Regions from separate parts of the Homo sapiens genome. Here region 2 is linked to region 1. The links are chromatin loops, found by intact Hi-C in ENCODE. Cell type or tissue: ascending aorta. All regions are shown on one strand. Links, peaks and the distances in the headings refer to the core of each region. The heading gives the core; the rest is flanking DNA.

The links. A loop is a pair of places that touch in the nucleus more often than their neighbours do. Peaks named below come from ENCODE experiments on the same cell type or tissue, not always from the same donor. Only the 100,000 strongest peaks of a DNase experiment are listed, where the experiment ranks them.
Region 2: a loop joins it to region 1, with 2.1 times the contacts of the local background. A loop is called at or near these places in 12 of 110 quality-filtered maps.

Annotation. Positions count from the first base shown.
Region 1 is chr22:40,261,699-40,277,558 of GRCh38, forward strand. It overlaps TNRC6B (trinucleotide repeat containing adaptor 6B), which reads left to right. Exons shown (of 23, transcript NM_001162501.2): 4 at 134-475; 5 at 2,990-5,338; 6 at 8,424-8,582; 7 at 11,727-11,902; 8 at 15,379-15,453. LOC124905121 (a long non-coding RNA gene) reads right to left here and starts at 15,135. Exons shown (of 2, transcript XR_007068107.1): 1 at 14,833-15,135. In ascending aorta, for the core only: no CTCF peak of the experiment used is centred there; no DNase peak of the experiment used is centred there; H3K27ac peaks cover 3,201 bases.
Region 2 is chr22:40,217,532-40,230,230 of GRCh38, forward strand. The region is part of intron 1 of TNRC6B (trinucleotide repeat containing adaptor 6B); the gene reads left to right. Among named protein-coding and RNA genes, the nearest start is that of TNRC6B, 46 kb to the left of the region's middle. RefSeq lists an enhancer at 10,660-11,161. In ascending aorta, for the core only: no CTCF peak of the experiment used is centred there; a DNase peak (open chromatin) is centred at 3,412; H3K4me3 peaks cover 899 bases; H3K27ac peaks cover 4,776 bases.

The DNA of each region.
Region 1 (15,860 bases), core at 5,951-13,950:
CCGAGTTCAAGACCAGCATGGGCAACATGGCAAGACCCCATCTCTAAATAAAATAATAAAATTATTTTTAAAATTTTTAGAAAAAATGTATTTGATGTATTTCAAAGACTGTTTCCCAACCCCTCTCTTTTAGTGCCCGAAGTGACGAAACCAAGTTTAAGCCAACCAACGGCCGCCAGCCCAATTGGCAGCTCTCCATCGCCACCAGTCAATGGTGGCAACAATGCCAAAAGGGTGGCAGTGCCGAACGGACAACCGCCAAGCGCCGCCCGCTACATGCCTCGGGAGGTGCCGCCGCGATTCCGTTGCCAGCAGGACCACAAAGTGTTACTAAAACGTGGGCAGCCCCCTCCACCGTCCTGCATGCTCCTTGGGGGTGGGGCAGGGCCTCCTCCCTGCACAGCACCTGGAGCAAACCCAAACAACGCACAAGTGACAGGAGCGCTGCTGCAGAGTGAGAGTGGGACTGCGCCAGGTAAGGCACCCTGTGAATCGAATGCATGGCAGCTTGACAGAGAGAGAGCACTTTGTTTGCATTGCTTGATGTAAAGTCCAGGAAAGCCATTCATTATATAAACCACTGGGATTAGTCAAAAGATGAGAGAGGATCCTAGTATGCGATGTGTATTGGTGATTCTTGGAACTGAGGTTTAGTGTTCCGTAAGTGTGTGCTCTTGGCATAAGGGCTAACTTAACTGCTGTTGCTTATTATTTTGGGGGCCTTTTTTCCTTCTCAGACTAGAGTGTTACAAATTTGAGCCTCCATAGTTCCACCGTCATATGTGTTCAGGGCATAATTGGACATGGGGCTTGTGCGAAGGCGAATCTTTAGATGCCTGTGTTATGTTTCCAGAATGCTAGGAGGATAGAGAAAATGATTTGCTACATTGCAATATAGAATCTTCGGAGGATTCTAAAATAATACTATAGTTTTTAAATTAGATTTTTAAACTCAGTATTTCTTTTTGTGGGCCCTGGATTTTGAGCTTTGTTAAAAACTGTATGTAGAAATAAGGGATATTTAGCTGAAAGGTTCTACTAGAAGTTTTGAGAGTTTTTGGCCGGGCACGGTGGCTCACGCCTGTAATCCCAGCACTTTGGGAGGCCGAGGCGGGTGGATCACCAGGTCAGGAGATCGAGACCACCCTGGCTAACATGGTGAAACCCTGTCTCTACTAAAAATATAAAAAAATTAGCCAGGCATGGTGGCGGGCTCCTGTAGTCCCAGCTACTCGGGAGGCTGAGGCAGGAGAATGGCGTCAACCCAGGAGGCGGAGCTTGCAGTGAGCCGAGGTCGCGCCATTGCACTCCAGCCTGGGTGACAGAGCCAGACTCCGTCTTAAAAAAAAAAAAAAAAAAGTTGTGAGAGTTTTTAATAGATGAATACTAAGTCAACTAACAGCTAAGAAATTCTAAATATCTTTTAAAGTTTATTAACAGATTTCAACTTAAAATGTCTTTTGGGGTGATATTAAAATTCAGAGCTTGAATACCATTAGGCATTGGCAAAGATAATGAATTGATGGTTGTCACCAGTAGGATGCTTTATTTGAGTTCTGAGTTTAAACAAATAATTGCCTAGAAAATTTGGTCACCATCTTGCTGTGTGCAGAGTAAGGATGGAAAGAAACCTCGTGGTGACACAGACTTCCTGCAGAGATAAGCCCTACCCATGGCCTTTCCTTCCTGGCTCTCCAAACCAGCTGCAAAAGGAAGCATGTGAAGGGGCAGGCCCTGTCAGGCGGAGTTTCTGCAGCCGAGTGTAGCCAGGCCTAGGTGGAGACTGGGGTCCAGTGTGAGTCAGAGTCCACATTATTAAAACGGAGGAGGCCCCTAAATCTCGAGTTTCGGTTTCTATGCTTTTTATTTTTCTATGCCTCCGTATAATACTTTTTGAAACTTCAAATTGATTAAAAGCTGCCTGGTTAAAGAAGCCAAAATAAATTTAGAAGAAATGATCTCATTAAAAACATGTTTTTCCCACCAAATATGGTAAATTCCACCAAAATATATGGTGAGCCAGACTCATTTAACAGATTAAGTTCCTTGGGGTTGTGAACTCTGCCTAATTCATACTCATGTGACACCCCTGCCACCCTGGGCACCTAGCTCAGTGGCTCAGTGGGTATTCATCATTCAGCAGATGCTTACTCCGCAGCATTGTGCTGGCTGCTGTGTGGAATTCTAACGTTAGCAAGTTAGGGTCTCTGCCTAAAAGACGCTAACATGGGGAAGGAAAGTTGTGAACATGGTGCCACAGCACTGAGCAAAATGGCTCTAGACAGGGAAAGATTATTTTCAGGTGATGAGCTTGAAAACAGCTTCGCAGATGAAATGACACTTGAATTGGGCCCAGAAGGATGAGTAAATTTCACTGTGTGAATTCAGCAGGAAAACACAGTAGGTGCCAACGTGAAATGGTGCCAGAGTGAGAAGGCACAAGTTGTGGAATGTCAAGTAGTATCGAATATTGACATCTACATAGGAGGTAGTAGAAGATAAGACTAGAAAAGTTGGTTGGTCCCAGGTCATGGAACATCTTGATGACATTCGAGGCCAAGGAGTTCAGCTTTATTCTTGTGCACTAAGGAACTGTTGAAGGTTCTCCATACAGCAGTGATATAATCAAAAGTGTGCTTTAGAAAGATTGCTCCAGCCAGGGGTGTTTAGAGTAGGTTGAAGATACAGAGCAAGTTTAGAGTGCCATTGCTATTGCCTTGTCCCAAGATACAAGAAGGCCCTTCTCTGTCAATAGGAATGGCAAAGGACGTAGCTTTGAGAGAGATGAAGTTAGACTTAACCGGTGTAACACAAGGCAAATGAAAAAAAAGAGATGACTAAGACAGTTGTGATACAAGCAACTGGGTTGAGAGAAACTGGCATGTGATCAGCTCTCCTAAGGGCAGAGCTCAAAGGAGAGCCCCTTTGAGGGATTAATGGGTAATGAATGCATTTGAAGCTGTGATTAATAAGATGATCTGTTCCCCAGACTCAACCCTTGGAGGTGCTGCTGCTTCAAATTATGCAAATTCCACTTGGGGCTCGGGAGCCTCCTCCAACAACGGCACCTCCCCCAACCCAATTCACATCTGGGACAAGGTGATTGTAGACGGGTCTGACATGGAAGAGTGGCCTTGTATTGCCAGCAAAGACACTGAATCTTCTTCCGAAAACACCACCGATAACAACAGTGCCTCGAACCCTGGCTCTGAGAAGAGCACTCTGCCAGGAAGCACCACTAGTAACAAAGGAAAAGGGAGCCAGTGCCAGTCTGCAAGTTCTGGGAACGAATGTAATCTTGGGGTCTGGAAATCTGACCCTAAGGCTAAATCTGTTCAATCTTCCAACTCTACTACAGAGAACAACAATGGACTAGGAAATTGGAGGAATGTGAGTGGTCAGGATAGAATTGGACCTGGCTCTGGCTTCAGCAACTTTAACCCAAATAGCAACCCATCTGCCTGGCCAGCACTGGTCCAAGAAGGAACTTCTAGGAAAGGGGCATTGGAAACAGATAATAGTAATTCCAGTGCACAGGTTAGCACAGTAGGTCAGACATCCAGGGAACAGCAGTCAAAGATGGAAAATGCGGGTGTTAATTTTGTTGTCTCTGGCAGAGAACAGGCTCAAATTCATAACACTGATGGACCAAAAAATGGAAACACTAACTCCTTGAACTTAAGTTCACCAAACCCCATGGAGAATAAGGGAATGCCCTTTGGAATGGGCTTGGGGAACACCTCCAGGAGCACTGATGCCCCTTCACAAAGCACTGGAGATCGAAAGACTGGGAGTGTTGGATCTTGGGGTGCAGCTAGGGGGCCTTCTGGAACTGACACAGTCTCTGGACAAAGCAATTCTGGAAACAATGGGAACAATGGAAAAGAGAGAGAGGACTCCTGGAAAGGAGCTTCTGTTCAGAAATCAACTGGGTCAAAAAATGACTCTTGGGACAACAATAACAGGTCTACGGGTGGGTCCTGGAACTTTGGCCCCCAGGACTCTAATGACAACAAATGGGGTGAAGGGAACAAAATGACATCTGGGGTCTCTCAGGGAGAATGGAAACAGCCGACTGGGTCTGATGAGTTGAAAATTGGAGAATGGAGTGGTCCAAACCAACCAAATTCTAGCACTGGAGCATGGGACAATCAAAAGGGCCACCCCCTCCCTGAAAACCAAGGCAATGCCCAGGCTCCCTGTTGGGGAAGATCTTCCAGCTCCACAGGAAGTGAAGTTGGAGGTCAAAGCACTGGAAGCAACCACAAAGCAGGAAGTAGTGACAGTCATAACTCTGGCCGTCGGTCGTACAGGCCCACACATCCTGATTGTCAGGCTGTCTTGCAGACTCTTTTGAGCCGAACTGATTTGGACCCCAGGGTGCTCTCAAACACTGGCTGGGGCCAAACTCAAATTAAGCAGGACACAGTGTGGGACATTGAAGAGGTGCCAAGGCCTGAGGGGAAATCTGACAAAGGAACTGAGGGGTGGGAGAGCGCTGCCACACAGACCAAGAACTCAGGGGGCTGGGGAGATGCACCCAGCCAAAGCAATCAAATGAAGTCTGGATGGGGGGAGCTCTCAGCCTCTACAGAGTGGAAAGACCCCAAGAACACAGGAGGCTGGAATGACTACAAGAACAACAACTCTTCCAACTGGGGAGGAGGACGACCTGATGAAAAGACACCTTCCTCTTGGAATGAGAATCCCAGCAAGGATCAGGGGTGGGGAGGTGGACGCCAGCCCAATCAAGGATGGTCTTCTGGAAAGAATGGTTGGGGGGAGGAAGTCGATCAGACAAAAAACAGCAATTGGGAAAGTTCTGCAAGTAAACCTGTGTCTGGGTGGGGTGAAGGAGGGCAGAATGAAATCGGGACTTGGGGTAATGGTGGCAATGCAAGCCTAGCTTCAAAAGGTGGGTGGGAGGATTGCAAAAGATCCCCAGCATGGAATGAGACGGGCCGACAGCCCAATTCCTGGAATAAACAACACCAACAGCAGCAGCCCCCACAGCAGCCGCCGCCACCACAACCAGAGGCTTCTGGTTCGTGGGGAGGCCCACCCCCACCACCTCCAGGCAACGTTCGACCTTCCAATTCCAGCTGGAGCAGCGGGCCACAGCCTGCAACACCTAAGGATGAGGAACCCAGTGGTTGGGAAGAGCCATCCCCACAGTCAATTAGTCGGAAAATGGACATTGATGATGGCACTTCAGCATGGGGAGACCCTAACAGTTATAACTACAAGAATGTGAATCTGTGGGATAAGAATTCCCAAGGGGGCCCAGCACCTCGAGAACCAAACCTGCCCACCCCAATGACCAGTAAATCGGCATCAGGTAAGCAGTGGCTTTCTCTTGCAGCTTTTGATGAAGAAAAGGAATCCTAGACCAAGGCATTTTTATTAGGTGAATTTATTCAACTTAGTTTTGTTCTGAGATGCTTTCCTACAGTTTCTACTCTGTTGCTAACAGAACCTCTTTTTATGAAATGCTAGTGATGGCAGATGCTGGTAGTACATTTTAATGTTCTTTCTTGGCAAAAGGAAAAGATGACAACCCTGTGTTAGTCCCCAAAATTATTTTTCTGTAATTGTATTGGTCTGCAGAATCCAAAAGACATATCTTGCCAAACAAACTATGTTCTAGATTTTAAAATAAAGAATTAAAGTAGTAGCAGAAATAGACCTGATTTCCATTCTGGTTCTACCCATGGACATGTCTCTGCTTCTGTTTCCCCAGCAAAGGGAAATAATTCTGTGTTTTTCCAAAGGCCATGATGATGCTGAAGCAAAGCTGGATCTGGAAGGTTTCAGTCTCTTTCTGGATGATTTTTAATGATTACCTCTGGAATGGGAGTACTTTGTATAAGAGATTGTTATCTCAGTCCTAGTGAGATGGCTCACACCTGTAATCCCAGCACTATGGGAGACTAGGGCAGGAGGATCCCTTGAGCCCAGGAGTTTGAGACCAGCCTGGGCAACCTAGAGAGACTTCAGTCTCTACAAAAATATTTTTTAAAAATCAGACGGGTGTGGTGCATGTGCATATAGTCCCACCTACTCTAGAGGCTGAGGTAAGAGGATCGCCTAAGCCCTGGAGATGGGAGGCTGTAGGGAGCTATGATCTCACCACTGCACTCCAGTTTGGGAGACAGAGCGAGACCCTGTTGCCAAAAAAAAAAGAGCGATTGTTAGGATAGTCAGTTGCCCAGAATTAAACTTTCTTCCGTCACTATTTGAATAGGAAACATCATACCTGGTAAAAGTAGCAATGGTAATGCCATTCTTAGTTTGTCATTGTCAACTTGAATGTCCCTATAGAGCATATAGTTCAACAAATTAAGGGGGATGCACCTTTCAGTCTTTTTTTAGTTAAAATTAATATTAAGAACCAGTTTTCTTTTTTTGAGACAGAGTCTCACTCTGTTGCCCAGGCTGGAGTGCAGTGGCACGATCTCGGCTCGCTATAACCTCCGTGCCAAGTTCAAGTGATTCTCTTGCCTCAGCCTCCTGAGTAGTTGGGATTACAGGCACCCACTGCCATGCCCAGCTAATGTTTGTATTTTTAGTAGAGACAGGATTTCACCATGTTGGCCAGGGTGGTCTCAGACTCCTGACCTCAGGTGATCCACCCGCCTCAGTCTACCAAAGTGCTGGGATTACAGGCATGAGCCACTGTGCCCAGCCAAGAATCAGTTTTCTCCGAGTACACCTCTAGTGTTCAGCTAATCCATTTGTGGCCTCTTAGAAAAATGATTACTTTTAACTCATTCTTTTTTCAAGTATTGAAAAGAATGAGGAAGGAAATGAAGATTTCTCACTGGCTCCCCATGCAGAATAAAACCTGCTAAAATTTTAAAAAGCTACATCCACATAGCAAAAACCTTCAAACTGTGTGGAAAAGCAAAAGATAGTCAATAAAATAATCTTTGGCCAGGCGCGGTGGCTCACGCCTGTAATCCCAGCACTTTGGGAGGCCGAGGCGGACAGATCATGAGGTCAGGAGATCGAGACCATCTTGGCTAACACGGTGAAACCCCGCCTCTACTAAAAAATCGAAAAAATTAGCCAGGCGTGGTGGCGGGCACCTGTAGTCCCAGCTACTCGGGAGGCTGAGGCAGGAGAATGGGGTGAACCCAGGAGATGGAGCTTGCAAGTGAGCTGAGATCACGCCACTGCACTCCAGCCTGGGCGACAGAGCAAGACTCCGTCTCAAAAAATAATAATAATAATAATAATAATAATAATCTTAACCCCTAGGGTCTCTTCCCAAAGGTAATCTCTTAGAAGTTTGTGTCCCATTCAAAAATTTTACAGAGAAGGGATTGTACTTCGTATACTGTTCTTCACCTTGCTTTTCTCATTATACTTATAGCTTCCAATTTTAGCACATAGTCTGCTGCTTAATTGCTTCATATACAGTATTTCTTTTTTTTTTTTTTTTTTTTTTTTTTTGAGAGGGAGTCTCACTGTCTCCCAGGCTGGAGTGCAGTGGCGCAATCTTGGCTCACTGCAACCTCCACCTCCCGGGTTCAAGTGAGCCTCCTTCTCAGCCTCCCGAATAGCTGGGATTACAGGCATGCGTCGTCACGCCCAGCTAATTTTTGTATTTTTTGCTGGAGATGGGGTTTTGCCATGTGGGTCTGGCTAGTCTTGAACTCCTGACCTCAGGAGATCCACCCGCCTTGGCTCCTAAAGTGCTGGGATAACAGGCGTGAGCCATTGTGCCTGGCCTTTACACAGTACTTCTTTTATGGGTGACCCACAATTGGTCTAACCAGTCCCCTTGTGGTGGATATTTAGGTTGTTTCCAAATTTTTTCTATCAGTGATGCGGTGAGTATTGTTATACATGTAATTTCACCTATTTTTACAAGTATATTTATGGTATAATTTTCTGGCAGCCTGGGCATGATGGCTCATGCCTGTAATCCCAGCACTTTGGGAGGCTGAGCCAGGCAGATCACAAGGTCAGGAGTTTGAAGCCAGCCTGGCCAATGTGGTGAAACCCTGTCTCTACTTAAAAAAAAAAATACAAAAGTTAGCTGGGTATGGTGGCACACGCCTGTAATCTCAGCTGCTCGGGAGGCTGAGGCAGGAGAATCGCTTGAACCTGGGAGGTGGAGGTTGCCATGAGCCAAGACCACGGCATTGCACTCCAGCCTTGGGGATGGAGCAAGACTCTGTCTCAAAAAAAAAAAAAAAAAAAAAATTCCTGGCAGTTGAGTTACTGGGTGAAAAGTTTAATGTGCATCGGATTTTTTAAAAAGTAGCATTGCCAAATACCCCTCACATGAAAGTTGAATCTATTTACATTTCTACCAACAGAATATAGGCATGCCTGTTCCTTCCACCTTCACCCCACTGGATATTATGGCATTTCATTTAACAAATGATTCTTAGAGACATTTCCTTTCTTTATAGTCTGGAGCAAAAGCACACCACCTGCTCCAGATAATGGTACTTCCGCTTGGGGTGAGCCAAATGAAAGCAGTCCTGGGTGGGGCGAGATGGATGATACAGGAGCATCGACCACAGGCTGGGGGAACACGCCCGCCAACGCTCCCAATGCCATGAAGCCTAGTAAGTGTGAAGCTTTTCATTTTTGAGGGATCCTTTTTTTTTTTTTTTTTTAATTGAGACGGAGTTTCACTCTTGTCCACCCAGGCTGGAGTGCAGTGGTGCAATTTCGGCTCACTGCAACCTCTGCTTTCCAGCTTCAAGCGATTCTCCTGCCTCAGCCTCCCGAGTAGCTGGGATTACAGGCGCCCGCCACCACGCCCGGCTAATTTTTGTATTTTTATTAGAGATGGGGTTTCTCCATGTTGGTCAGGCTGGTCTTGAACTCCTGTCCTTGTGATCCACCCGCCTTGGCCTCCCAAAGTCCTGGGACTACAGGCGTGAGCCACCGTGCCCGGCCGGGATTCTTTGTTAAATGTTTGTCAAATGTCAGATTTGAGAATCTGACATTTTGGTGAGGGCTGTTTAGTTTTAAGCTGTTGATTCAATGAGATTCAGGACCTTGAGTGTTAAATAATTAGTTAATAGCAAACGGTTGTGGCTTGGCTTGGCGTTTCTTAAAATGTTTAAGGTGAATTAAAAATCATAAGTTAATTTTGTTTTAAATTTAGTATCTGGACAGAATTATAATTTTGATGTGATGCTCTTTTAGCCCAGTGACTATGTGCTCACCATATCTAGCTTGCATTTCTACTTGTTAGTATAATTTAAAACAAGAGTTCCTGGCTTTTAATGTGGAACACGATCTGTGCTGCCCAGTGACTTCATCCTTCTGCACCTTCCTTTGCCGTTGTCTCTCTTCCACATAAGAGCATTTCAGATTTTTTAAACCTGGCATAAATTTCACTTCAATTTTTTAAATGAAGAACGTCACACTTATTCAGAATCATTGAAAATCTAAAATCTAAGCTGTACTTGATCCAGCTGGTGATGTGTGGTCACAGTAATGAGCAGAACTCTGTGGACTGAGGCTATGGAATGTCTCATTGACTGTTGCTAAATTCAGGTGCCTGTTTACACTTACTTTTGTAACTTTCTTTAAAATGTTCCAACATCTCTTTTCTACCATATAGAAGCAGATTTAAGGGATTATCTTTTGATTAAATAATGAACATTTCTGGAATGACCAAAATTCAAACAAGAAGATAAATTCTGTTAAGTTTATCACATTATATTCAGTACTCTTACAGTGCCACATAAGGGAATGTGATATTAGCTCTATTCTGGAAATTCACATGTGTGTATATGTAGTAATTTGACTACATTTTAAAAATCATGAATCTCCTCGACCTCATTAAAATAGTTAGCTTTATGAAAATTTTGTTTTTATCATTATTTCTATTGTGAAATCAGTCGTATCATCATGGGAAATGTAATCTAGTAGACTTGAAATAGACCCAAAATGCTGCAAGAAGATGTTAATCAGACCCTGGGCACAAAGAGATCCTTTAGCAGTATATTCAGGATTTTCATGTGTCTTTCCCAACCTCAGGATCACCTCTCTTCTATCACAAAACCACTTTTCCTCAGATTCTAAAAATGTCTTCTACTCTTCAGGATCATCTGTAGTTATAGCACACATCCTTTCTGTGGGTAAGTTAAATGTGTAATGTGCGGAAGAAAGGGCTAAACCATCATAGTCTACCAGTTGATGGAGACAGTTACCCTGTGATCTTCTGTAGCCTGTCTTAAATTTGATGTTATGAATCCTATGATTAAAAATTAGACCTCTCTTATCTTTTCTGTAAGAAACATTTGTTAGAAGTTTAGCTTTATCTCTCTAAAAGAAAGGTTCACTTGCATGTCTTCATTTTTCTAAAGGGGTCAGTGTGTTATTTATATTGGGTTTTTAGCTCGTGTTGCTTGTCAGTGGATGCTATAAAGCCTATGCTTGTATAATATAAATCATAAATATGGTATTATATAAATATATAATCCTATATACAGAGGCAGCAGTCCTGGTTATCAGCAGCACTTCCAGCAGCAGGAAGAGGAGCATCCCAACCCTCCCCCTTGTGCACAGACAGCCCCTTCCTGTGGCTACAATGAACCCCACTGGGAGACTGTCAGATTCACCTGGGCCTTGCTAGGGGATGAGATGCTACAGTTAGAAGAAATTAATTGCCCTGTGCCTTATGTACTTGGCCCAAACCTACTTGTCTATCATAGGCCTGATCCTACAGGGTGACAGCTGTCCTTCAAGGAAAGGCCTGGAAGAGCCAATTTTCTGCCCTTAAACTCTTCATATAAAGCTATGTACAAATCAGAAGACTTTCATAAATGTCCTGTCATGTGGGAGAGTAGAGGTGCAGATGGAAGTTTCCAGGCAAGAGAATGTGTTTCCTTTTCTTTCATCATTTTATACAGTATTTTTACTGCAAAGTATGTTTTGATTCTGTACAGTATTTTCGGAGGGAATTAAGGACTTATTCCAGTCTTCAAATTAAAGATCTTTGTTTAGAATGGGATACTGATGTCCCACTTCCTCAAACATTAAAGCCTCTTGGATTTCTCTCTGCTTTCCTTTCTCCTTTCCTCACATTTTTTCCTTCTGTCTTTTCAAAACCACTACGTATAAATTCTTTGCCTCTTTAGTATCTAATACATTTCAAGTGTGTAGTTCTAATACATTTTAGATTTCCATGGCTATATGTGAATTTTTCTTCTTTCACCATAATTCTAATATTCAAAAATGTTATAAAAAATTTTCCCCCTTTTCATGTTCTGTTCGTCTCTGCTTCACCCCAAGCAAGCTAGACAGTTGTCCTTTATCATACCTCGTATTTATAGTGTCCATTGTATATAAAGTACATACTGAATGGAGGATAAAACCAGGGCTACAGTAAACCATGTTCATTAAGAGGAACAGATTTATCTTAATTGAGATGTGAAATTTCTTGCCAGGAATGTTGTGATAAGTTCTTTTCAGTTTTGAAATTCCTGTCCAACTTTGTGCAAGGGAAAAAGCATTGATCCATAAATCAGGAGGCCTTGATTCTATGGTTTGTTAACTTTCTGTGTATCATTGAAGCTTTATGGATTTTAGTTTCCTGCTCTCTAAAAAATGAGTAATAATATTTGTCTTGCCATGGAGATGGAGTAGATAAAATTACAAAGACACGTAAATGCTGCATCTGCAAGGAATTATTATTCTGATGATTGTTTTATATAGCTGTTGCAAAGAGTTAATTCATTCTTTCCTTAAAGATTCCAAATCTATGCAAGACGGCTGGGGGGAGAGTGACGGGCCAGTCACAGGAGCTCGCCATCCCAGCTGGGAAGAGGAGGAGGATGGAGGAGTCTGGAACACCACTGGCTCTCAGGGCAGTGCTTCCTCCCACAACTCAGCAAGCTGGGGACAAGGAGGAAAGAAACAAATGAAGGTAGCCTGCTTAGAAATGTTCGCACTTGCTCATTCGCTCTGAGAAGGCAGAACTGAGGTTTTGTTTTGTTTGTTTTTGTTTTGAGACAAGTTCTCCCTCTGTCACCCAGACTGGAGTGCAGTGGGACAGTCACGACTCGCTGAGCAACCTCCTGGGCTCAAGCAGTCCTCCCACCTCAGCCTTCTTAGTAGCCGGAACTATCACCATGCCTGGCTAAATTTTGTATTTTTTAATAGAGACAGGGTTTCGCCCTGTTGCCAGGATGGTCTCAAACTCCTGGGCTCAATCCTCCTGCCTTGTCCTTCCAAAGTGCTGGGATTACAGGTGGGAGCTACCATGCCTAGCCAGAACTGAGGATTTTTAAATGAAAGGTGTGAGGCAACTGGGGTCCTCAAGGTCCTAAGTAAGGGGAAAAATATTTTCTTGGAAACAAATAACTACTTCCCTTTTACCCTTCGTCTTGCTTTCCCATGACCTTGAAACCTTGAACTATAAAACTGTTGCTGTGGGTAAAATGAAGTTTTCAAAGATACGAGATATTTTTCATTTTTAGTTTCCACATTATAATAATCTTTTGGAGGCTCTCAAGGCATACTTTATAAATGCTTTTGCATTCTAAAGCCAGAGAAGTCCTTCCAGTAAATCCCCATAGATATGTAGGAGGGAATCCAGAGGAAGATAATGCTGGCTTCTCCCGCGGCAATCAGCACGTCTTGATTTTATCTGATTTGGGAAATTCCAAGACCCAGAACCCTTCTCCCGACAAATGAAATACCAGTGAGTACTTGTGTGCTATAGCAGCTAAATGATTAATGATATCTCTTTTTTTTTTTTTTTTGAGACGGAGTCTTGCTCTGTCGCCCAGGCTGGACTGCAGTGGTGCAGTCTCAGCTCACTGCAAGCTCTGCCTCCCAGGTTCACACCATTCTCCTGCCTCAGCCTCCCGAGTAGCTGGGACTACAGGCAGCTGCCACCACGCCCGGCTAATTTTTTGTATTTTTAGTAGAGATGGGGTTTCACCATGTTAGCCAGGATGGTCTCGATCTCCTGACCTCGTGATCCCGTCCACCTCGGCCTCCCAAAGTGCTGGGATTACAGGCGTGAGCCTCTGCGCCCAGCCTAGCAGCTAGATGATTTCTCTACATCATGTACCAGGTTGTGTACTAAACTTTTCACCTTCTGTGTGAAAGTCCTCATCACAGTTTGATGAGGACTTTGGTTTTCAATCTAGAACAGTAGTCTTTGAGCCTGAACCAGTGTCTTCGCAGACCCTCTCTTTTTTCAATTCCAGATTTTCGTTTGACAAATAAAATAGTGGAAATACGAAATGGGCATCCAATACTTAACTTCAACATGAGAGTCTTGGCACCCTATGAAACGGTTCACAGCTAATATTCTCCCACGTTTCAAATACCAGATGCCATCTTAGAGGCCTTCCCATGTCTGAGGATTGGGCCTTCATCCCCTTTGCCCTTTGCCTATAGGACACTAATTTTGTAGATGACTCTTTCTTTTATAGCATAAGAATACAGTCTGTTTCTGTTTAGAGATGTTTTGCTTAAGCAGTCACTTACGGGTTTTCTTCTATTAAGAGCTTTTATTTCTTCAGTCACAGAAGGAATTATTCAGCAAACTTTTCAGCATTCCTTGCACTCTTAGGTTGTCTAGTGTGATTTTGGCTTTCTTTTGGTTATTTACAAATTAACAATGAGACTAAATTAACTGATTGAAAGGGACTAATAAATACCTCTCTAGGTTGACAACCAAGATTTAATTAAGTTAATTGGGAATTGACTCTTTCAGCCCCAGTACCAGTGATTCTGACTTTATATACCGAGGGCGTTTTTTTTAAAAATTGTGATAAAATACATATAACATATAATTTACCATAGCGTACATTTTTAAGTGTACAGTTCAGTGGCAATAAGTATATTCACATACTTATGTTGCCATTTACCACCATCTATCCGCAGAACTCTTTCTATCTTACAAAACTGAACTCTGTACCTATTAAACAGTAACTCCCCATTCCCCCCTCCCTCTAGTGAGGGCTTTTTTGACCTTAAAACCTGTACTAGCTGGCTGCGGTGGCTCATGCCTGTAATCCCAACACTTTGGGAGGCTGAGGCAGGTGAATCACCTGAGGTCAAGAGTTCAAGACCAGCCTGGCCAACATGGCAAAACCCCGTCTCTACTAAACCTACAAAAATTAGCTGGGTGTGGTGGCAGGCAGCTGCAATCCCAGCTACTTGGGAGGATGAGGCAGGAGAATTGCTTGAACCCAGGAGGTAGAGGTTGCAGTGAGCCGAGATCGCGCCATTGCACTCCAGCCTGGGTGACAAGAGCGAAACTCAGTCTCAAAAAAAAAAACCGCCCCCCACACACACACCAAAAAAACCTGTACTAAACTTAAGTACTTCGTCACTTTCAAGGATAATAAAATTGATTTGATGACTACCATCACGGGCTGGGCACGGTGGCTCACACCTGTAATCCCAGCACTTTGGGAGACCGAGGCAAGCGGATCACGAGGTGAGGAGATGGAGACCATCCTGGCTAGCATGGTTAAACCCCATCTCTACTAAAAATACAAAAAATTAACCGGGCATGGTGGCGGGTGCCTGTAGTCCCAGCTACTCGGGAGGCTGAGGCAGGAGAATGGCGTGAGCCCGGGAGGCAAAGCTTGCAGTGAGTTGGGATGGCACCACTGCACTCTAGCCTGGGTGACAGAGAAAAAAAAAAAAAAAGATAGCTATCATCACAACATAGAGAATTTTCACCTGTGAAATACACAACTGCACAAAGCCCCAGCCCACCCAGTCCTCTTCATAGTTCCCCCTGCTTCCCTCACAGAAGTGAAAGTGGAGCTCATGGTCAGTGCCTTGTTCAGGGGAGAAACTAGTTTGTCCCATTAAAAAATTAAAACCTACCTCTGCCCTACTTTGCCCAGGAGATCAGCAATGGTGTCTTCCACTAGGTCTCTTTACCACCAGGACCAATGTCTTTTATGCTGTGAAACAAACAGAGGAAGCACTATGAGTTCCTTATAATGCCCAGTTTAAATAGGCTCCTTTCCAAATGACACGCACTGACATCAAACTGTTTTCTCCTAACATAAACCAGTTTGGGTTACGAGGAGAGCAGCCTAATGAAAGTGAAAGTAGTCGTGTGCAAAACTTCTATTTTAGAAAATCATATCAGACTTCTTTCTATTTGAAAAGCAAAAGTACCAGCTGAGCATGTATTTTTCCAGTTACTTCTGGTTCAGTGTGGTGAATTTTATAAAAATGAAAACATAGATATAACTAGGGCTTATTAATCATTTAAACTAACATAAAATATCAACATAATTTTAGTTAAAGAGAAATAGGACTTAAAAAGGTAAACTCAAGTCTACATTTTCAGTCTGTATTAATAAAACTCAGGAGGCTGAAATAAATTATTTGGTTCTGAGGTTCCGTGTTTCATTTCTGTAGTGCTCACTCAAAGGAGGAAACAATGATTCATGGATGAATCCTCTTGCCAAACAGTTTTCAAATATGGGATTGCTGGTAAGTTTTATTTTTTTCAAATGTATAACGTATCCCAACTTTTAGGTTTAATATTAATACCAATTTTAAGACAACTGCCACATATAGTACAAAATTAAAGATTTAAAAACTAGTTAAGCAATGTTCTTGACCTTTTGAGTTAAGTAATATTTCTCTTCTATTCTTATTAATGACATACTCCAACATTTAAAGGTTATGGCTTTTAAATGTGTAGTCATTTTGTCCTTTTCCTTAGGAGGATAGAGAAGAAAGAGGCATTAAAAATTTATACAATTGTTTCCAACCGCATTACTGTACTAGTTTTCATATTATGATTTTTTAAAAAGGCAACGATAACGAAACTAGAAAAACTATACTGGGACTAATTACATAGGGAATTCTTGTAGAATTTCTGATTTCTTTATCTC
Region 2 (12,699 bases), core at 83-8,082, 50 kb before region 1:
ACATTAATTTCTTTTTAAACTAGTCTTCTAGAATTTACACATCCAAATCCATGTTGCTTTTAAAAAGTAGACTATGCAGATGCTGAAAAAGATGCCTCAGCACTGGTTTAGTCTGTCTGAAAATAGTTTCAAAACAGTTTGAACCAAGAAAATATTACTGAGGCCTGGTGCGGTGGCTCACACCTGTAATCCCAGCACTTTGGGAGGCCGAGGTGGGTGGATCACCTGAGGTCAGGAGTTCAAGACCAGCCTGACCAACATGGCAAAACCCTGTCTCTACTAAAAATACAAAAATTAGCCGGGCCTGGTTTCGTGTGCCTGTGGTCCCAGCTACTCAGGAGGCTGAGGCAGGAGAATCACTTGAACCTGGAGCAGAGGTTGCAGTGAGCCGAGGTCACGCTACTGCACCCCAACCTGGGCGACAGAGTAAGACTCCATCTCAAAAAAAAAAAAAAAAAATTACTGAAATAAGCACAGAACCCTCCAAGGTAACTGCTTTAAAGAGGACAAAACCTATTTGTCTCAGTGAATTCTACTGTGATTGTTACAATGGCTGACATTTCTTTATACTGTCCTTTACAGACTATGGCTACTAATATCAAAGTGCTTGTAATATTCTTAGAGATGATGACCCAATTTGATAATATTAGGAATGATTTTTAAAATTTTTTTATATAATAACTCATTGATTACCAAGTGATAGCAAGAACTAGGCATTCTGAACAGGAAAAGGAAGTGCTACCTGGAGAGCTTTTGTGGGCAAGAGATGATTTTTTTTTTCTTTTTTCTTTTCTTTTTTTTTTTTTTTTTTTTGAGACAGGGTGTTACTCTGTCACTCAGGCTGGAGTGCAGTGGCATGATCGTGGCTCTCTGCAGCCTCGACCTCCTGGGCTCAGGCAATCTTCCTACCTCAGCCTCTTGAGTAGCTGGGAGTAAAGGCATGCTCCCCAATGCCTGGCTAATATTTGTATTTTTTTATAGAGACATGGTTTCGTCATGTTTCCCAGGCTAGTCTCGAACTGCTGGGCTCAAATGATCCACTCGCCTTGGCTTCCCAAAGTGCTGGGACTACAGATAGGAGCCACTGCACCGGGCTGAGGCAAAAGACTCAAGTTAGCTGCTGGTAAAGACTGACAGACATTCTTTTTATTTCTTTGTTTAACAAGCATTTATTTAAGTGCCTTTCTTGGACCAAGCATGGGCGGCACAAGATGACCAAAGAAAGGCAGAAGGTGACAGATTACAGTTGGATTCTGGTAACAGCGAGTACAAGTCTCTTCAGGGAGACATAGAGGAGATGGGGATAAAAGTTGAGGCCACGTGAATGTCGAGCTTTTAAGAGCCAGCCAAGAATGTTGGCTTGATCCTGATGGGAAGGATGGAGTCATTGGCAACAGTGGGACACTTTTGAGGAAAAGCAGGCATAAATTAGAACTTCCTGGGCATTCTGAGAAGCAGGTTCACTTGCCTCTTGAGTTTTCAGGCTGAGCTAGGCAGATGACATCATACACACAAGCACAAAAGTATTAAGTTGCTGTCAAAGGCTGTTACCTAATGAAAAGTCAAATGGACTTTGTTACAGTCACCCATTGTATAGGATTTGTTTACCTACCAGTTCCTCTCCCTGGGAGACCGGGCTGAGCCCCTTGAAGACAGGCTATGTCTGGTTCACCTCTGTATCTATACCCAGGACCAATAGCACTTAGTACATGGGCAGTAAATACTTGCTTTAAAGAACGAGTAAGTGCTCCATGCTTTCAGGACTACACTGTGGAAAAGGAGAGCTTGGAGTAGGAAGGTATATGAAGGAGCAAGAAAGTCATTTATGGAGGTGGGAATGACCTAAGCAAAGGTCTAGGCTTGGGAATGAAGACAGGAGGCCAGCAGGAGGGTGGACAGGAGGCCAGCAGGAGGGTGGAAGTTCTTTGATTGCAGCCCAAGGAAAGGATGAGTTCTGGAAAGGATAGCAGGGGCCCTCCCTCCCGGTCTGTATGGTTCAGGCATTCACCGTGCCCCTCACGCCACATCTGTTCCATCTTCCCTGCTGCCTTTGGCTGAGGAAATTGGTGTCCGTGGTGGCCACCCAGACCTCCTTCCTGCGCTTCACACTCAAACAAGGCTGTTCCCCATGTCTTGGGTCTGTCTTTCCTCTACCTGGATCGTTCTTCCCCATGGCCTGGTCTCAGCATTGAGTTCTCAAATGTCCCCCCTTCCCTCACCTTATCCGAAGGACCCATTCCCCGTCCTCTCTACATTCTGTCCTATTACCCTGTCTGGTTTATTTTCTTCCTAGTATTGATTACTACTGGAATCCTCATATTCATCAGTCTGCTGGTTTAATGCCTGTTCCCTTTACTGGAATGTAAGCATGATTTTGGTCTTTTTCTCCTCTGTCCTGAGTACCCAGAACAAAGCGTGGCCTATGGAGGACACTAAATGAACGCATGGGGGAAAAACGGGTTTTATTGCAGAGGGAGACCCTTTGTTTCATACAGATCGTTTGTAAACTTAGATATTTTATTAGCAACAAATTATGATAGAGCTTACAAACTCCTTGAGAATCGCTGCGGTAGTAGGTGGGGGTGGAGCTTCTCTAGGCAGCATTTCAGTGTGTCCTAGCTTGGATGCTGTGGCTTCCCGAGCTCTGAATCTATACTGCTTACTCTGGGCTTATGGAGTGTGTAGCAGGGAATCCTTGTTGAAGGATCCCCAAACCCTTGATAGCCATGGACAGCCCACAGTGGTCATGGAGCCGGAGCCAGAATGTAATTCCCAGTGTGACCAGGAGCTAGAGTTTAAGTCAAGGCAGCAGGTATACTCAGGTGCATTTTCCATTCCCTTTGAGGGAGGGGTGGAGGTTTGAGCCCCCTCCACATCCCACCCCATTGGGGTGCCTTTGTCACTCTTGACAGCTTTAGAGTGACTTAGATGGGAGATTGGTGGGGAGGAGGGGGGGAGGGGCACTGTTTGAATCTACCCTGCTGGAGGCACTGAATAGTTTTATAAGTATGTGTACACTCTATTGTTCAAGTGTTTGCTTAAATCACTGTATCTTCTTAGAAATTTTTGTAACCTTTTGGTTAGCACTGTTACAGTTTAGTTTTGATGCTCGGTGTTTCATTTCCCATCTCCTTTCACCTTTGTTTTTTAAAAAAGCAAAAGATGCACGTAAAACAGTGGAAAGCTTAACTATAGAAACCCCGAGTTGGCCAGGAGAATTGGCAGGCGCTTGCTTTCTTCACTTTCCCTTCCCTTTTAAAGCCTTTGTTTTAGGAAAAAGGAAATTGGTGTGTTTGGAGAGCAGTTGTTAGCTTTTCAAGACTGGACTCGTTGGTCTAATTTGGTAAGGGCCCAGAACACGTCCCATGAAGTAAGGGAAAAATGTGAAGCTGAAGCCGGCATGTGGGGGAGAGCTAACAACTGGACATTTTCACCCAAAGCCCCGCCTCACATGCCTTTAGCCAGAAGGCTTGGCTATTTATTTCTGGGAAGCTTTAGGTTTCCTACTGATGATGGCATCCCCCCTGGTGTCTGGGATGTTCCCTGCCCCTCCCTCCCAACTCTGTCGATACCTGTAGCATTCCTTCTTGGGTCTGGGCACTGAGTCCAGGCCATGTGTGGAAGATTCCAGTTCTTTCACCATTCCATGTGACACAGCATGGCGGGTAGTTTCTTTTTTGTCAGGACAACTGTTTCCTTCTTTGAGGTGTATGAATGGTTTGTAGTACGTACCTGGGTTCCTAAGATAGATCTCGACTGTCTAGCCTGAGTGTCTAGCTATTTCAGGAACAATGTTGCTACACCAGTTGAGTGCTCAGGAACTAGATAAATGCAGATACGTTTAGTTGTTAATTTTCTCTCTCAGATAATTCATCTAGCTGAAGATTTTTGGCTACCTCTGTTTTCTGTTTATTTTTTATCTTTTTGAGACAAGATCTTGCTTGGTTCTCCCGGCTGGAGTGTGGTGGCACAATCACTGCTCACTGCAGCCTCAACCTCCCTGGCTCAAGTGGTCCTCCCACCTCAGCTTCCTGAGTAGCTGGGACCACAGGTGTGTGCCACCATGCCCAGCTAATTTAATTTTTTGTAGAGATGGGGGTTCCGGTATGTTGGCCAAGCTGGTCTTGAACTCCTGGGCTCAAAGTGATCCTCCTGCCTTGGCCTCTCAAAGTGCGGGGATTACAGGTGTGAGCCACCACACCTGGCCCACCTTCTTATTGCCCCCCCCCCTTTTTTTTTTTTGACTCCTGTCTACTTTCCTGCTGCCGCTTGCTCCAAGGCTCCCACTGGACATTCTGCCCAAATACCTGTCCTTACCCAGGTGTTCTGTGTAGGAGAATGAGATGGTCACTTGGTGAGCAAGGAGTCCATATGTGGGGGGCTTGAATGGAAGGATCTTAATGCTTCCTGTCCTGAAGTGATGTTGTCCTGGCCCACCCATCTCATTTTTTACTTTAAAATGTACCAGAAGGTAGGATGACTTACATCTAACTCACTTTAAGCCCCGGGAAAAGTGGAGACCAACTAAGTCTTGCTGTCTGGAGACCTCTCTGACCCATCTCTGTTGGGCAGTATTTTGTCTTCACGCCGTCTCGTAGTCCCTTCCTAAAAGTAAAAATAGGGAGTCCCTGGAACCTCTTACTTACCCATTTGCGGTCTATTGCTGAGGAGGGTTTAATTGATGGCCACTCTAGGCAACCCACATCTACATGTTTGGGGAATCTTAAGTCGCCTCTGCGTACCGCTCTACAGAATGCTGAGGTGTCAGGAATAAAAGGGGCTTAAAGGGGATGCATAGATGAAAGGGAAGTTTTGTGGCTATTTGAAGGCCTTACTAGGACCAGAAGAAAGGAGGAATGCAGTCCAGGCAGGGAAGTGCGTGAGCCAGAGGGCCAAGGAGGAATGGGGCTTGTGTGAGGAAATGGGGAGTTCTCAAGGAGGAATCCTAGGGTCCCTGTGGCAAAGCCTAAGGTGGCCTTTCTTCTGAACTCAGGACAGCATTCCAGTCTTGACCACTCGTTTGACTTCCAGATCCGTATCTTGTTCAAATACAGTGGATTATCTTCTTTTTACTTAAAGTTTTTATTTAAATTCGAGATAATTATATATTCAAATGCAGTTGTAAGAAATAATCTCTTTTATCCTTTTATGCAGTTTCCCCCATTGGTAACATCTTGCTGTATTCTCTCTCTCTCTCTTTTTTTTTTTTTTTTTTTTTTTTTTTTTTTTTGAGACGGAGTTTTGCTCTTTTGCCCAGGCTGGAGTGCGGTGGCATATCAGCTCACTGCACCCTTACCTTTGCCTCCCAGGCTCAGGCAATCCGCCTGCCTCAGCCTTGTGAGTAGCTGGGACTACAGGCGTGCACCACCACTTCCAGCTAATATTTATATTTTATTGTAGAGTTGGGGTTTCACCACGTCACCCAGGCTGGTCTCAAACTTTGGGACTTGAGCAGGCCACCCGCCTTGTCCTCCCAAAGTGCTGGGATTATAGGCATGAGCCACCACACCCAACCTGTATTATATTTTTAAAAATTGAATGCCTCTAGTTTAAAAAGGTATATAGTTGTGTTACAGCCAATAGCATTTCCTTCTCTGACTCAGTAGTAATACTAGGTTTTTTTTTTTGAAACGGAGTTTTGCTCTGTTGCCCAGGCTGGAGTGCAATGGCGCAATCTCGACTCACCGCAAACTCTGCCTCCTGTGTTCAAGCAATTCTCCTGCCTCAGCCTGCTGAGTAGCTGGGATTATAGGCGTGTGCCACCACACCTGGCTAATTTTTGTATTTTTAGTGGAGACGGGGTTTCACCTTATTGGTCAGGCTGGACTTGAACTCTTGACCTCGTGATCCGCCTGCCTTGACCTCCCAAAGTGCTGGGATTACAGGCGTGAGCCACTGTGCCCGGCCAGTTTTTTGTTTTGTTTCAAGGAATCTCTGTTCACATATAAAAAATTGCGTAAAAGCCCCCCTTTTCTTACGTACATGATATCATCAAGTACACATTTTTTGCATCTTGCTTTTAAAACTTAACACCTTATCTTGAAGACTTATCTTCCTTAGTACAAAAAGAACTGCTTGTTATAATTGCATAGTATTCTCTTGTGTGGATAAGGTATAATAACGTATTTAACCAGTCCCCTAATTGATGGACTGTTTCTGATCTTTTGCCGTTACAAACATATTTTGCAGTGAATATCCTTTGCATATATAATTTGCCACATGTGTAATTCTTTTCCTGTGATACATACTTAAAAATAGGATAGCTGGGTCAAAGACTGTACACTTTCATTTTGATAGGTAGCTGCCAAATTGTCCCGTACAGAGATTGCACCCGTTTATATTCTCATCAGCAATGGTATATGTGAATGCCTTTTTCTGTGTTACCTTGGACACAAGGTAACTGTGTGTTACCACCAAATTTTGTCTTTGCCAGTTTGGTCAGTGAAAAGCGGTATCTTGGTGTACTTTGGTGTTGTTTTGTTTTGTTTTTTTTGAGACCGAGTCTTACTCTGTTGCCCAGGCTGGAGTGCAGTGGTGTGAACTCAGCTTACTGCAGCCTCCACCTCCCAGGTTCAAGTGATTCTCGTGCCTCAGCCTCTCGTAGCTGGGACTACAGGCATGAGCCACCATGCCCGGCTAATTTTTGTATTTTTAATAGAGACGGGGTTTCAACATGTTGGCCAGGCTGGTCTCGAACTCCTGACCTCAGGTAATGTGCCTGTCTCAGCCTCCCAAAGTGTTGGGATTATAGGCGTGAACCACCATGCCTAGCCTGTCTTCGTATACTTTGAATACTCTATTCCCTTATAGAGAATGCAGTTGATCTATATCTTAGGAGGCTATCTTTCCTTTTCTGTGAACTGTCTGTTCATTTCCTTCACCCATTTTTCTTTTGTATTGTTGGTCTTTTCCTTGTTGATTTGTAGGAGTTCTTTATGTATTATGAAACCTAGCTCTTTGAGATATAAATGCTGATTTTTTTCCCCCAGCAACAATGACCTTGGTGGATTCTATCATAATACTTGTTTTGAAGCATTTCTGTAGTCAGATGTAGCTGTCATTTGTTTATGGCTTCTGAGTTTGTATCATAGTTAGAAAGTCTTTGTTCGTTCTGCATTATGAAAAGAAAAATCAGCCACAGGTTTTTCAAATGCTTTAATGGTTGCCTTCCCAGCTTTCTTCTTTCTCTCCTTTCCCTTCCTTCCTCTCTTCCTCCCGTTTAAATACTTTATCCATCTGGAGTTTATTTTCACGCAAGGTATGAGGTATGGGTCTGATCTTATGAAGTCGTGTGTGGTTCTTGAGTGCCTTCTCCGGGCGCCGTGTGCCTCATCCCTCTGTTACTCATCACCTTCTTTGCTGATGCAGAGTAGGTGCTTGATGTGGAGGAGGAGGTGGACCCTGCTGCCAGAAGCAGTAGCAGCTCATGTGCTTTGTATTGTTAGGTGCTTTCCATCCATTATTTCTAATCAACACAGCCTCTCTTCAAGATAAGTAGTATATAGCTCCCATTTTACAGATGACAAACTTAGATGCCAGATAATTTGCCCAAGCTCCTACCATTGTAGTGTCCAAGATACATAAAATTTGATTTTAAAGTGTCAGACTCCAAAGGCTGTGCTTTTTCTCTTGGCCTGGCTGCAGTGTAGCAGGGGAGCACCTTGGAAGAGGCATGTGCTTATTGCAGTTGACCATGCTTGAGTACAGGATTTTGAGAGATGGAGGCAAAAGAACTTTGAAGAAGGTGTTGGAGGGGTCCGGAGACACAAAGAAATACAAAAATACTGTATGCACTCACTAATACAGTCCCTAGATCAATGATGTGTAGAAAGCATAATGCTCAACTGAAAGGAGAAAAAAATCCTTCTCATAGCTTAAGAGAACCTGAAGTGTCCTCTCAGAAAAACATATTTGAGGCCGGGTGCAGTGGCTCACGCCAGTAATCCCAGCACTTCGGGAGGCTGAGGTGGGCAGACCACTTGAGGTCAGGAGTTCACGACCAGGCTAGCCAACATGGTGAAAACCCATCTCTGCTAAAAAAATTTTTAAAATAAAATAAAACTTAGCCAGGTGTGGCGGCGTGTGCCTGTAACCCCAGCTACGCGGGAGGCTGAGGCAGGAGAATCGCTTGAACTTGGGAGGCAGAGGTTGCAGTGAGCCAAAATCGTGCCACTCCACTCCAGCCTGAGCGACAGAGTGAGACTCCGTCTCAAAAAAAAAAAAAAAAAAAAAAAAAGAAGGAGAAGAACATAGTTGGGATAGCTGTTACTCAGATTGTCTATTAAAGATTACAGGGGTAGATCATTCACAGAACATTTCCCCTGGGTTACCTAAGTAGAAATTAGGTGTTGAACTGTGTGTATAGAGACTTGGATGTCATTTTAAATGGAACTGGGCATCCTGTAACTGATCCTGAAGAGTTAAACACAGGTAAATGTTGGCTTAGTTGTTATCAAAATGCTGTATGTAAATCACTTTTTAGATTTGAAGTCATTTTCTCACTGGTGTATAATTTTAGTTGAAGAATTGGGTCATGTAAGTTCACAAGTCAGCTTTACTCTATAGTTTTTGATTACTATTAAACATGCTTATCTTTCAGAAATATACATTTTCGTCAAGGTAATTCAATTATTCAGCTTGCTAAATTTAAATGACAACTGCTGGCACACAAGAACACGACTTTCCATTTTTACTATTCTGAAAATAGAGCACAAATTAAGAGCATTGAGAAGTAGGGTACGACTGTCACCTGTGGAGTCTTGAATTCAGAGTTGATTTTCTTGTCTGCCGATTTTTTTCAATACCAAGATAAGTGTCACAAATAGCACCCTTTCTCAGAGGATTTCCAGGATTCGAATAACAGACACAAACTTAATAAAATGACAGTAGTGCAGCATAATCAGGAAGCCCACCTGCCGTCAGATCACTTGTTTGCAGTAGATACCGTGTGATCTCAGGAGCAGAGTCCACATCTCTTCCATTTATTTTCTAACATAAAATTCTTGGTTTTTTCTTAAAGCGTAGATCTGGAAAGGTGTGCAAAAATCACCTTCCTTGATGGACTGCATTACAAGTCTCCTCCAATCTTGTTAACTGGATATGCATCCTCCTAGAGTTGAGAACACATGGTCAGAGGAAAATCAAATGTATCATTGTTTGAATTCACTTATTTTTTGATTCCTTGCCTGTGATTAATGCTTTTTAAAGATCTTCATGCACACTATTTAGCTCCATTTCTTCTGTGTGCATATGCAGCCCTGACAGAGACTTGGTCATTGGTCAGTGAGAGAGGAGGGCCCAGAGCCTGAGGGGAGGGGCTCTTAGTTGAGTGCTCACCTTCCTGGTGTTGAGAGGCAGGAGGCCTCCTAGAACCACTAGTTTTTGTTTTTGTTTTTTGAGACAGAGTCTTACTCTATCACCTAGGCTGTAGTGCAGTGGCACAATCTCAGCTCATTGCAGCCTCCACCTCCTGGGTTCAAGCCATTCTCCTGCCTCAGCCTCCCAAGTAGCTGAGACTACAGGCATGTGTCGCCACACCCAGCTAATTATTATTATTATTATTATTATTATTATTATTATTATTATTTGTATTTTATTAGAGATGGGGTTTTGCCATGTTGGCCAGGCTGGTCTCAAACTCCTGACCTCAAGTGATCCACTTGCCTCAGCCTCCGAAAGTGCTGGGATTACAGGCTAATTTTTTGTATTTTTAGTATAGATCAGGTTTTGCCATGTTGCCCAGGCTGGGTGCAAACAATCTGCCCACCTCAGCCTCCCAAAGTACTGGGGTTATAGGCGTGAGCTACCACACCTAGCCTGAAATTACCTTTTTTTTTTTTTTTTTTTTTTTTTGAGACAGAGTCTGGCTCTGTTGCCCAGGCTGGAGTGCAGTGGTGCCATCTTGGCCTCCCAGGTTCAAGCAATTCTGCTGCCTCAGCCTCCCAAGTAGCTGGGATTACAGGTGCATGCCACCACACTGACTAATTTTTGTATTTTTGTAATAGAGGTGAGGTTTCACCATGTTGGCCAGGCTGGTCTTGAACTCCTTACCTCAAGTGATCTGCCCAGCTCGGCCTCCCAAAGTGTTGGGATTACAGGTGTGAGCCACTGCACCTGGTCCTAAAATTACCTTTTAATGGAATTTCAATTTACTGTGATTTTGATGTTGAACTGCTAGCAATCTGATTTCAAAGGTCAGTTATTATTTATTCTTTCAATAGAAAAGAAAAACTGTGTCGAACCATATGTGGAGGAAAGCAGATAAAAAAAATGCAACATGAAAAGGAAAACACCTGAATGTTTAGAAGAGCTGTCCCACCAGTTACTGTTATAAGTTCTCAGTTTTTCTCCTGAATAATATGTGCCTCAGAGCTGTGGATTCTGGTTGATAAACTTATTTTCTCTCCTGTTTAGGAGCCATATTTCATCACTTTTCTGTAGAGAATAGTTCTTTCCAAGGCCATAGCTAAGACCGCTATTCCTCATCTTCTTTTTAGTTTCTTCGCTGTCAAGTGCTGACGGTAGAGTGCTGCTCTGGCTTTTGTGGGTTGGTCTGGCCCTTAAGGTGTAAACATAGTTTTTAGCAGTTCCAGATTATAAATATTAGAGTATGTGAGCCAGGAGTGGTGGCTCATGCCTGTAATCCTAGCACTTTGGGAGGCCGAGGCAGGCGGATCGCCTGATGTTAGGAGATTGAGACCAGCCTGGCCAACATGGTGAAACCCCGTCTCTACTAAAAATACTAAAAAATTAGCCAGGTGTGGTGCTGGGCACCTGTAATCCCAGCTACTCAGGAGGCTGAGGCAGGAGAATCGCTTGAACCCGGGAGGCGGAGGTTGCAGTGAGCCGAGATTGTGCCATCGCACTCCAGCCTGGGCAACAAGAGCAAAATTCCGTCTCAAAAATAAAATAAAACAAAAATAAATAAATAAACAAATAGATAAATGTATGTATGTTAGAGTATGTGGTATAAGCCCTCGTTGAGAAGCTGTTTCTTTTTTTTTTTTGAGACAGAGTCTTGCTGTGTCGCCCAGGCTGGAGTGCAGCGGCGTGATCTCGGCTCACTGCAACCTCCGCCTCCCAGGTTCAAGCGATTCTCCTGCCTCAGCCTCCCGAGTAGCTGGGACTACAGGAGCCCGCCACCATGCCTGGCTAATTTTTTGTATTTTTTTTTTAGTAGGGACGGCGTTTCACCATGTTAGCCAGGATGGTCTCGATCTCCTGACCTCGTGATCCACCCACCTCGGCCTCCCAAAGTGCTGGGATTACAGACATGAGCCACCGCGCCCAGCCCCAGGAGGCTGTTTCTTAGCCTGTTTGGATATTTGTAAAACCACTCCTAATTTCAGGCTGTTGTTAGAAGCATGGCATATTAATTGTAATGTATAGGAAAGTACTTTCAGGAGTAAAATGTGAGGTGTGAGGTGATGTTAAAGATTTATTCACTAAATCTTACATTAAGACCTAAGGTGTCCTTTGAACCTAAGGTGTCCTTTGAAGTCAAGCAAAACCGTAAGAATGGTTAAAAAATTAACAGCTTTGGTTCAATTGCCTTATAAACACATAATATAGGTATTACTGATCGAAGGAAAGTTCAGTGAAGATGCTGGTAGTTTACAGCACTCCGGAGAATTAAAACAATGAGATGTAAAGGTAACAGCTCTAAAAATTCAGACATTTGCCTTATTAAGCTCTTTTCTACAAGAGACTTCATTACATTGAAAAATGAAACCTGGCACCCATCCTAGGAGAATTATCTGTGCAGAAGTTCTGATTTACAGATTTGTGATCTTAGGGAACAGTGTGCACACCCAGGGTGAAATTTCAACTGATAAAGGGATCTCACTTACGGGGCTGTGTCATTCAGGGTTCTGCCAGGGAAATGGGCCATTCCAGGTATCCCTGTAGGAAAGGCTTTTTTTTTTTTCTCTCTCTTCTTTGTTTTTCCTTTTACCTCCTTATTGAGGTATTATTGACATTTACAATGCGGTAAGTTTCAAACGATGTATGCAAAAGATAGTTAATATGTCCTTCACCACCCTCTGTCTCCTCTTGCCCATTTATCACCCCTCTCTGCCACCCTTCTCTGCCCCTTCTCCACCCCAGATAACCATTGATGTGCTTTCTGTCACCATAGATTAGTTGACATTTTCTAGAATTTTATACAAGTGGAATTGTTCAGTAGGTACTCTTTTTTGTGTGGCTTCTTTTACTCAACATAGTTATTTTTAGGTTCATCCATGTTGTGTTTAACAATAGTCCATTATTTTTATTGCTGAGTAAGTAGCATTCTGTTGTATATTCCACCTTAATTTGTTTATCCATTCACCTATTGATGTGCATTTGGGCATTTGCTCGTTTTCAGCTCTTATCAATAAAGCTATGAATATTCATCTACAAGTCTTTGTTGGACATACGCTTTCTTTTCTCTAGAGTCAATAACCTAGGCAATGAATGGCTGGGTCATATAGTAGGTGTATGTTTAGCTTTTTAAGAAACTGCCAAAGTGTTTTCCAAAGTGATTGTACCATTTTACATTCCCATCATGAGAGAGTTCCATTTGTTAATTCTTGGAATGGTGAGTCTTTTTAATTTTGCACATTCTACAAGTACATGTGTGTTGACATCTCATTGTGGCTTTAATTTGTTTTTTTCATAATCACTAAAGAAGTTGAATATCTTTTTATGTGTTTATTTGCC